3 separate regions of the Homo sapiens genome follow, and regions 1 and 2 are each linked to region 3. The links are chromatin contacts, found by Hi-C or POLR2A ChIA-PET in ENCODE. All regions are on one chromosome and are shown on one strand. Each heading gives the region's core, a stretch centred on a gene start or an enhancer-like site at or near the end of the contact. The rest is flanking DNA. Distances are from core to core; before and after follow the strand shown.

Region 1 (2,700 bases), core at 123-2,622, 61 kb after region 3:
TGCTTCCACATTATGTGCTACATACCCCAAGTCCCTCAAGGAAAGATCCTGATAAATAACTTGAGGTCACAAAGAAGAGAAGAGAAAGAAGGTAAGGATCCACTGAAACACAGTGAGTGCAAGGTGAAGGTAAAACTGAGACATCAACTCATCAGTCAACAAATGTTGATAAACAAAGGTGAGAAGACCGTGGATTAAAGAGAGGGCAATAGACTGGATAAAGAAAATGTGGCACATATATACCATGGAATACTATGCAGTCATAAAAAAGGATGAGTTCATGTCCTTTGCAGGGACATGGATGAAGCTGGAAACCATCATTCTCAGCGAACTATCACAAGAACAGAAAACCAAACACCGCATGTTCTCACTGATAAGTGGGAGTTGAACAATGAGAACACATGGACACAGGGCAGGGACCATCACACACAGGGGTCTGTTGGGGGCTGGGGGGCTATGGGAGGGATAACATTAGGAGAAATACCTAATGCAGGTGACGGGTTGATGGGTGCAGCAAACCACCATGGCACGTGTATGCCTATGTAACAAAACCGTACGTTCTGCACATGTACCCCAGAACTTAAAGTATAATAAAAAAAAGAAAAAAAAATGAGTGATACAAATTTTGAAAAAAAAAGGCAGAATTCCTCCTCCCTCATTCTTCTTCCTTTAGATGCTTTCAGCACAAAACTGAAGTGTAGAACAGGAATAAAGACATTGAAATCTTGGAGGACTGGAATTCCTGGAAGTGTCTCTGAGCTGGGGTTAAAATGCAGAAGATGTTCAGTCTCTTTGGCATGGAAAACTCCAAACCTAAAGGGCTGATAGAAAGGATGTTGCAGTCACATGAATGCCTCTGGGAACAGCTGGTAAACATCTATATGTTTAGAAATATTTTTCTGTCTGACTTGGATAAAAATAATCAGTCGTTGGCAGAAAACATTTCAATTTCTTTCTGATTTTGTGCAATAATAGCTTGGAAAGGCCCACACACTTCCATGATATCTACAGTTTGTAGAAGTCTTTCTTCCACTTCTCTGATAAAGGGAAATAGCCATGGTGACGCATGTTGTTTATCTAGTTTCCATAAAAAGACTACTACATGATAGTTGGTAAGGCCTACAGAACTCGGTAAACAGACACAACGGGCCTTGCACTGCTCCCTGCCTTCACTTCCCGATGGTGCTGTGAATGGCTCCAGGCCACCGAGCACAAGAGTCACAGCTCTCAGTTCCACCCAGGATGTTTCTACTGTCTCTTTAGCCAATGAACTAGGAGGGATTTTTGTTTTCAGTGTGACATTTGCATGCTTGTTGTCATTTTCATTCCTTGATTCTGAATCATCTGTATGAATTCTCTTCTCTCCTTGAAGAAAAATGTGTGGGGCTGATTTCCTCTGTGATGTGTGATGTCAGAGAGGACTAAACTTAACCAGGCACAATTATCCATTTTGGGCACAGCTGTTGGCCAAACCCTCAGGAATCAGATGGCCAAAATTGTTTCAGGATGCCAATGTTGCCTCTGAGGATAGCAAGCCTTACTTAGCATTTTAAAATTTCCTTGAAGCAGAAAAGAACAATTTGTTCTCCCAGGTAAGAAAGTCCATCTGCAAAGTTACAAGTCTTAAATTAGTGAGTTTTCAAACGTAGTTTGGAGAACTCTAGATATTTCTAGAAGGAAGCTGTACAAGAACATCTTGAAAAACTACCCCTCCGCTACTACCTTAATGCCCCAGTAGGATTTTAAGTTTTATGGGAATAAAACATAAGATAAAAAAGATTTTCAAAGCTGCCTGAAAATCTCCAGAGCTTGAGAACATCACTTCTTCTGTTTCTTTCTTACATAATTCTTCAGTTATCTCTTGTTCAAGGTTCAAATTCATAGATTAAGTGGACTTATGGTGTTGTTAAAGGGAGAGTAATTATTATCCAAGAAATCTATGGAATGTCAGAGGCATGCAGGTAAAAATACAGCATTGAACCTGGTTCTTTGATTCATAGTCCAAATTCAATGATTATAATTGCAAAAAGAAGGCTGTAATATACCTGGAGAAAAATAGAAAGGCTGTTGGTGATACTCATCTTCAAAAAGGAAATGTGATTTAACACATTATAAATTCATCTATTCCACACAACAAGCTGAAACACACGAAAACCTTTTATCCACAAAAATGTTTAATGGATTGTTAGTTATGATACAAAACAATTGAAAACTCTAAAGTTCATCAATAATGAAATAGTTCAATAAGTTGTAGCACTTTTATATGTTGGAACATTATTCAGCAGTTTATGATGATATTCTCATAGTATTTGTAATCACATGGGGAAAATGCTACTATTATGTTTTGTGAATAAAAGTAGGATATATATATGTGTCTGTGTGTGTGTGTGTGTATATATATATATATATACACACACACACTTTTAGTATATATACACACACACACACACACACACATATATATATATCCTACTTTTATCCTATATATATAAGTAGAATTTCACCCAGGTACCTACATCTGTACATTACGAAAAGTAGTGAATATAAAATCCAACAAATCTTAGTTGTATCTTTTATTATCCAATTCTTTGGGATTTCCCATAAGGCAGATATACTATAAAAATGACTTTATATTAAAAAACAGGATATATTTTAAAGGTATTAAACAGCACTTTGTCAAGTCCTTTGCTCTTTCCTCTG
Region 2 (2,700 bases), core at 164-2,663, 35 kb after region 3:
GTCTCACCCCAAGCCTGACATGGCCTCAGAATCTTTCCCAACAGAGCACACCAATAATTGGAGTTGGCCCAAGTGATGAAATTTGTTTTCTGTCTGTTAAGATGATCAGTGACACTCAAAGTGTGTTGTTGGACCAGCAGCATCAACGTGATCTGGGTATTTGTTAGAGGTATAAGTTCTCAGGCCTACCCACAGACCTACTGAATCAGAATTTTGGGGTGTGGGACCCAGGGGTCTGCATTTATCAAGCCTTCTAGGTGATTCTGATGGATGCCCACTTAGATGTTTGGCACATTAATAAAATAGGGATTGCTCACATGGAAAACCAGTGAAATCCACAGAATCTAATGCTTATGGAGGAGTTATTACATTCCAGGCAATGTCTGCTTTTCATATGCCTAATCCTCCCAACAATCCTTTGATTATTGAATAATCAAATAATCAGATAAATAGATGAGAAACATGAGATAAAGAGAAGGAAAGAAGGGAGGGAAGGAGGGAGAGAGGTAGGAAGGAGAGAAAGAAAGGAATAAAAACTACATTTCAGAATTGTTATATAACATTCATGCAGCTACTAGGAGGTAGGGTTAGAAGTCAATTCTTAATTCCCAGTTTAACTTCAAATTTCAAAGCCAAACATGTTTCCCCTTCCATTCTGCCACACTAAGCAATATAGGTAATAAACAAATGTTTCTATGGTGCCAACACAATTTAAAGAATTGTTTGGGCCAGAAAAAAGTCACTGGAAAAATTAGACCTGAGTTCACTTCTCTTTTCACAGAGTAATGTAATTTCTCACAAAATCATTATGAACCAAGAAGTCATCCAATTTCTAAAATCTTGGAATAACTTTATCCACCATGAAATCCAGAGAGGCTGTGGGAAGAAAATCATATGTCAATGCAGATTTGGCTCTTAGAGCTAGAAGAGAAAGTTTTGGTCAGAACACTGGGATTGATAATAAAAATTCCCAGTCACTTTTAAAATTTTTAGCAGATTATGTGTTATGTTTTCTGAAATGGCTTGCCAGATAAAGTTTCAGGAAGAGGTCTGAATAAAATGTTCTAGCAACTGTTTCTTTTTCTTCCATGTTTTCTTTTTGAATACTTCTCCTTTTTGGCCAGAAAGCATTTTTCTTGTGCCTGACAAAATAAGCAAAATGCAAACTAGACAAAGAATAGTGTACCTTAAAAAAATACTGTATGAATGTATTTATTTTGGCTGATGAAGATATTTCCCTAAGATCCGAAGACTCCATAGAAGCTACTTTTATTAGAACCTCAGTGTTTGATCAGGTACGTAAAAGATGAATGCCTTTGCACAAGAAAGCAGAACATGAAGATCACATGGACTTGTCTGGATTGGGTGATTCCTGGCCACTTGTTGCTGATGACATCATCATTGATAATCATTGGTCTCAAATGCTGGCGTGGCCTGGGAGGCTGGTGTCTTGCCAAATGGTGCATATTCCCTGTGCAGGATATGAAGGCCTGTTTTGGTTTTCACTTCTTGCAGTCATTTGATATACATGCAATTATTTCAGCATACAAAGGGAAAACTAAATGTCAGATGTCAGGTCAAAGATAAATAGATTGGTTCCCAACTGACTGTCATGCTATATATGTGACCTTAGTCCTAGGGTTTTTTTTATCTGAACCAAGTTACTGGGAAAAGGAACCATGAATTTTCTTTGCTTAATACTAGTTTGTCAGAATCTATTGATGGATTTCTGTGTGGCATATTGAACTTCATCCAATATTATGTGTAGAAGTTTTCTTTTCTTCTTTTCTTCCCCCTTCTAGTTGTGGCTATTCAGCAGGTTATCACATTTCTGTAGATTGTTTTAAAGCTTCCATACTTTTCATTCTCTGCTGAAAGTTGGTCAAAGTATGAGAAACAGAAAAAAAAGTATTATACTTTTATAGCCAGGGTCCCAAAGTCTCAAACTTTGATGCTAATTGTTTCTATGAGATTTTCTACAGTGAGTGAGAGAATTCCTCAGTTTATAGTATTATCTCTTGTCAGTGGTTGCTCTTTTGTAGAGCTTAACAAATATTTTCGGGCAGTCTGTGTGTGTTACTGCACCTGCACAATGCTGAAGCTGCTACAGATATGTGCGTAGTGTTTGTGAACAATCACCAGCATTATAGGTGGCAATTCTAACAGTTCAGATAGAGAGGCAGTTCCTAAGACCAGTGGCATGGCATGCCAATGGCAGTTGCCTCCCAGCTGGGAGAGGCCGGGGGTTTGTGCCATCTCCAAATGTAACCCTAACTCTGTCTTCAACACAGAGATTCATCACATGGATTTGAGCTGTCCAAAACACTTGATTAAAAATTCAGTTGAATCCAATAAATATTTACTGAGCATTGTATTTTGCCTTCAGGATAAATAAAATGCGATAGTATGTCTGCCCTTAGTTTTGTGAATTGTAGTGGAGGCAAAGCAAAGTTAAAACCTATTTAATGGTCCCAGAATGACAGCCTTTCATCAGGATTCATGATGATAAACATGATAACAGTAACTAGGAATGAAAATCACGTATTGTGAAATTGCTGTGTGCTAGATATGATGCTTGACTCCTTATGCATATTATTTCCTTTAATCCCCCCAAGCCCTCTACATATTACTATTTATATATTAAAATTGAAGAAACTGAAGCTCATAGAAGTTAATCATGCAAACATACCCTGACCACTT
Region 3 (2,700 bases), core at 26-2,525:
TGTGGTGGCAGGCTCCTGTAATCCCAGCTACTTGGGAGGCTGAGGCAGAGAATTGCTTGAACCCAGGAGGCAGAGGTTGCAGTGAGGCTGAGATCATGCCAGTGCACTCCAGCCTGAGTGAGAGAGTGAGACTCCATCTCAAAAAAAAAAAAAAAGGAAAGATGAATCAGTGATCCCCTTCCCGCCCCACGCCCACCCCACCCCCCCCGTGACACTCCCGGCAGTGATGAGCATAGTATTTTGCATATGGTCAATGTTTAAAAATATTAGTTGGTTGGTTGATATGACCCAGGCCACCAAGCTATGAGATATTGTAATAGACTGAACCTAGTATTTGCCACAGAATGAGGGGCAACCAGATGCTGGTTTCTGAGTCAGTATTGCCTGAGGTATGTTTGACTTGGTGATCAGGAATGGCAAGTGCCCTCTACCCCACAGCTGATGCTCTCTAACCTTCTGGCCATTAAGAATGCCTGTTTATCTTCTTGCCTTCATCAACAGCAGCTGTTTATTTAGCAGCCTGACTTAAGACATTTCGTATATATACTCAATGAAGGCTTTCTTTCCCTATTATTTTTCTGTGGAGGGTAAAATACTGTCTTGTTTTTCCAGTTCTCCTCCTAAGTGTGATGATTTAGATGTTCCTGCTGTTAACTGGCAGCTTTTCCATTTCCTTCTAGCATGGAGTGCCCCAGACTTCTCCACAGAAGCCACTAATGAGCTTCTTGCCTTTCAAGCCCCTGATTCACTAATAACAGAATTTCAGCAATGTCTGAAGTTCGGGACCTTATCTTTTCTTCCTTTAGAAAACAAACAAGCAAAGAAAATATGTTACTTGCTGAAGCCACTGACTCAATCCTGTCTGTTTAAGGTTTTAAAACAGAGAATTTATTCAAGAATCTCAGCTTCTGCTTTGCAAATGAGTTGAAAGCTTAAGGATTTGACCCCAACTTTCAAAGTAAGTATACCTTGTCAAGTTTTTTTCCATCTCTTGCTGCCTACATTCAGTCTTTTTCAATGATACTTCATGCTTCTAAGTATGTTTCTGCCTTCTTCCTAATTAATATTGACCGAGTTCCCAAGTGTGTTGGGAACAATTCTAGGGACTGTGTGGATGGAACACAGAAATGAAAATGTTCCCGCCCTATCCCTTCTGCTTGACTTCTGGCTCTAAATGATGCCATTCATTCTATCCGCCTGTTGGCCCCACACGCAACTTTCTGTCATTCACACTATGCCAAGAGATCATCAATGCCCTTTTGTCCTGCGTCCCTCGGAGCCTTGCAAAGCACAGAGCACAGCAGAACTGTCAGCAGCACAAATGCCACTTCTGCCAAACCTGCTCTTACTGTGTCCTCTGATGAACCAGCAGCCTTTGCAGCTGTCTTCCCAGAGTGGGTTTATGAATATAAGGCCTGCCGTCTTTCCTCTCCAGTTCTGTCTGCCTCAGTACTAGTTAGAATGACTAAACCAGACAGAGTGCAAAGCCCATGTCTCCCAGTGGGTAACTCAGTCCACTGGTCTCTTCACATTCAGATTCTCTCATCTTACACCTCCAAGGACAACATGGTATAGTTTTGCTTTCCTTTTGATGTCTTGTCTTGTCTTTCTTTTTTCTTTTCTTTTTTTCCTTTTTTTTCTGCCCTTCTGTGTCAGGGCTCTCAAATGTGTGTTCCTGTACCTCAAAAATACATAGAGATGATTGCAAAGAAAAATAAATATACTTCTTCTTTCTCCAAACATGCGTAAGTCATCATTCCCGTGTTCATAAACACATGCTGTATCTGCCTCAGCATTCTTGCCAGACATGGATGATGTTTTACTTTCCCTTCTGAAAAAAATTCGAAATTTCATCTCTTGTGAAATTATCTTGGGCTTCTCTTCAGACTCAAGTCCAATGTGTGTGAAGTCATACAGATTAGAGAGCTCTGTTCCCAGAATCTGTGAGGTAACCATGAGCTTTTTCCAGCCCTCTGGATGCCTCCTCATCTTGTCAACTACGAGAAGTTAGAAGTGGTAGCTTTTCATATCATTACATTAATTATACAAGGTAGAGGCATATGCACACTTTCTTTAAAAAGACAGAAAATAGAGATTTTAATTATACAAGATAGAGGCATATGCACACTTTCTTTAAAAAGACAGAAAATAGAGATTATAATTCTTTCATGTTTGTGAGGTACTTATCACTACTCCATTTTACAGTTATAACTTTTTCTGTCTTCTAAATATTTTATTCCTGTATGTTGGAAACTTGGAAGTTTAAATTCACCCAGAATCCACTGATGGAGATTCATTCTTATCTGAGACTTCACACAGTAAACTTGTTTCTTTTTGTTAGTTTGTTCAGGAATTGTTTCCTTGCCTTTGTTTTTCTAAGAAATTATAGAAAGTTCTTTCCATTATGCTGAATACAATAGTCTTCAAAACTTCACAGCCACAAACATACAGCTTACTTATATCTTAGGTATCACTTAATATGCTGTGAAGAGATGAGAGCTTTCCTAAGGCCTTCCTGCTCTATGAACTTTGGTGAATTTACCAACAGGACCTCTGCTGTCTCCAATCCCATCACTAACCTGCCTTCAGCTGCGTTCTCAACTCATTCTTCAATACCTATTGAGAGCTTACTACCTTTCAGACCTATTCTAGGGACAAACAGAGAACTAAGACACGGCTCCTGCCCCAGTTAAACTTAAG

Evidence for each region. A loop is a pair of places that touch in the nucleus more often than their neighbours do. ChIA-PET counts read pairs that join two places held with the same protein, here RNA polymerase II (POLR2A). Pooled maps may share reads with other maps.
Region 1: a map of heart right ventricle shows a loop between it and region 3 (6-fold over the local background). The contact joins two enhancer-like sites. A Hi-C loop is called at or near these places in 13 of 168 maps with a recorded cell type or tissue (Right ventricle myocardium inferior, Right ventricle myocardium superior, aorta and 6 more) and 13 of 50 pooled maps. POLR2A ChIA-PET finds 5 or more read pairs at or near these places in 2 of 52 experiments (A549 and AG04449).
Region 2: a loop to region 3 is called in a map of heart left ventricle, with 2.6 times the contacts of the local background. The contact joins two enhancer-like sites. A Hi-C loop is called at or near these places in 12 of 168 maps with a recorded cell type or tissue (Right ventricle myocardium inferior, aorta, ascending aorta and 6 more) and 13 of 50 pooled maps. POLR2A ChIA-PET finds 5 or more read pairs at or near these places in 3 of 52 experiments (A549, AG04449 and AG04450).

Annotation. Positions count from the first base shown.
Region 1 is chr6:81,832,928-81,835,627 of GRCh38, reverse strand. No RefSeq gene overlaps it. Among named protein-coding and RNA genes, the nearest start is that of LINC01526, 20 kb to the right of the region's middle. Within about 2 kb of position 1,372, at least 7 of the 41 ENCODE cell types and tissues checked have a DNase peak (open chromatin) inside an H3K27ac peak, as active enhancers do; they include heart left ventricle and heart right ventricle, where a contact is called at or near this core.
Region 2 is chr6:81,858,789-81,861,488 of GRCh38, reverse strand. All of the region lies in intron 3 of LINC02542 (long intergenic non-protein coding RNA 2542), which reads left to right. Among named protein-coding and RNA genes, the nearest start is that of LINC01526, 46 kb to the right of the region's middle. Within about 2 kb of position 1,413, at least 5 of the 41 ENCODE cell types and tissues checked have a DNase peak (open chromatin) inside an H3K27ac peak, as active enhancers do; they include heart left ventricle and heart right ventricle, where a contact is called at or near this core.
Region 3 is chr6:81,893,671-81,896,370 of GRCh38, reverse strand. All of the region lies in intron 3 of LINC02542 (long intergenic non-protein coding RNA 2542), which reads left to right. Among named protein-coding and RNA genes, the nearest start is that of LINC01526, 81 kb to the right of the region's middle. Within about 2 kb of position 1,275, at least 13 of the 41 ENCODE cell types and tissues checked have a DNase peak (open chromatin) inside an H3K27ac peak, as active enhancers do; they include heart left ventricle and heart right ventricle, where a contact is called at or near this core.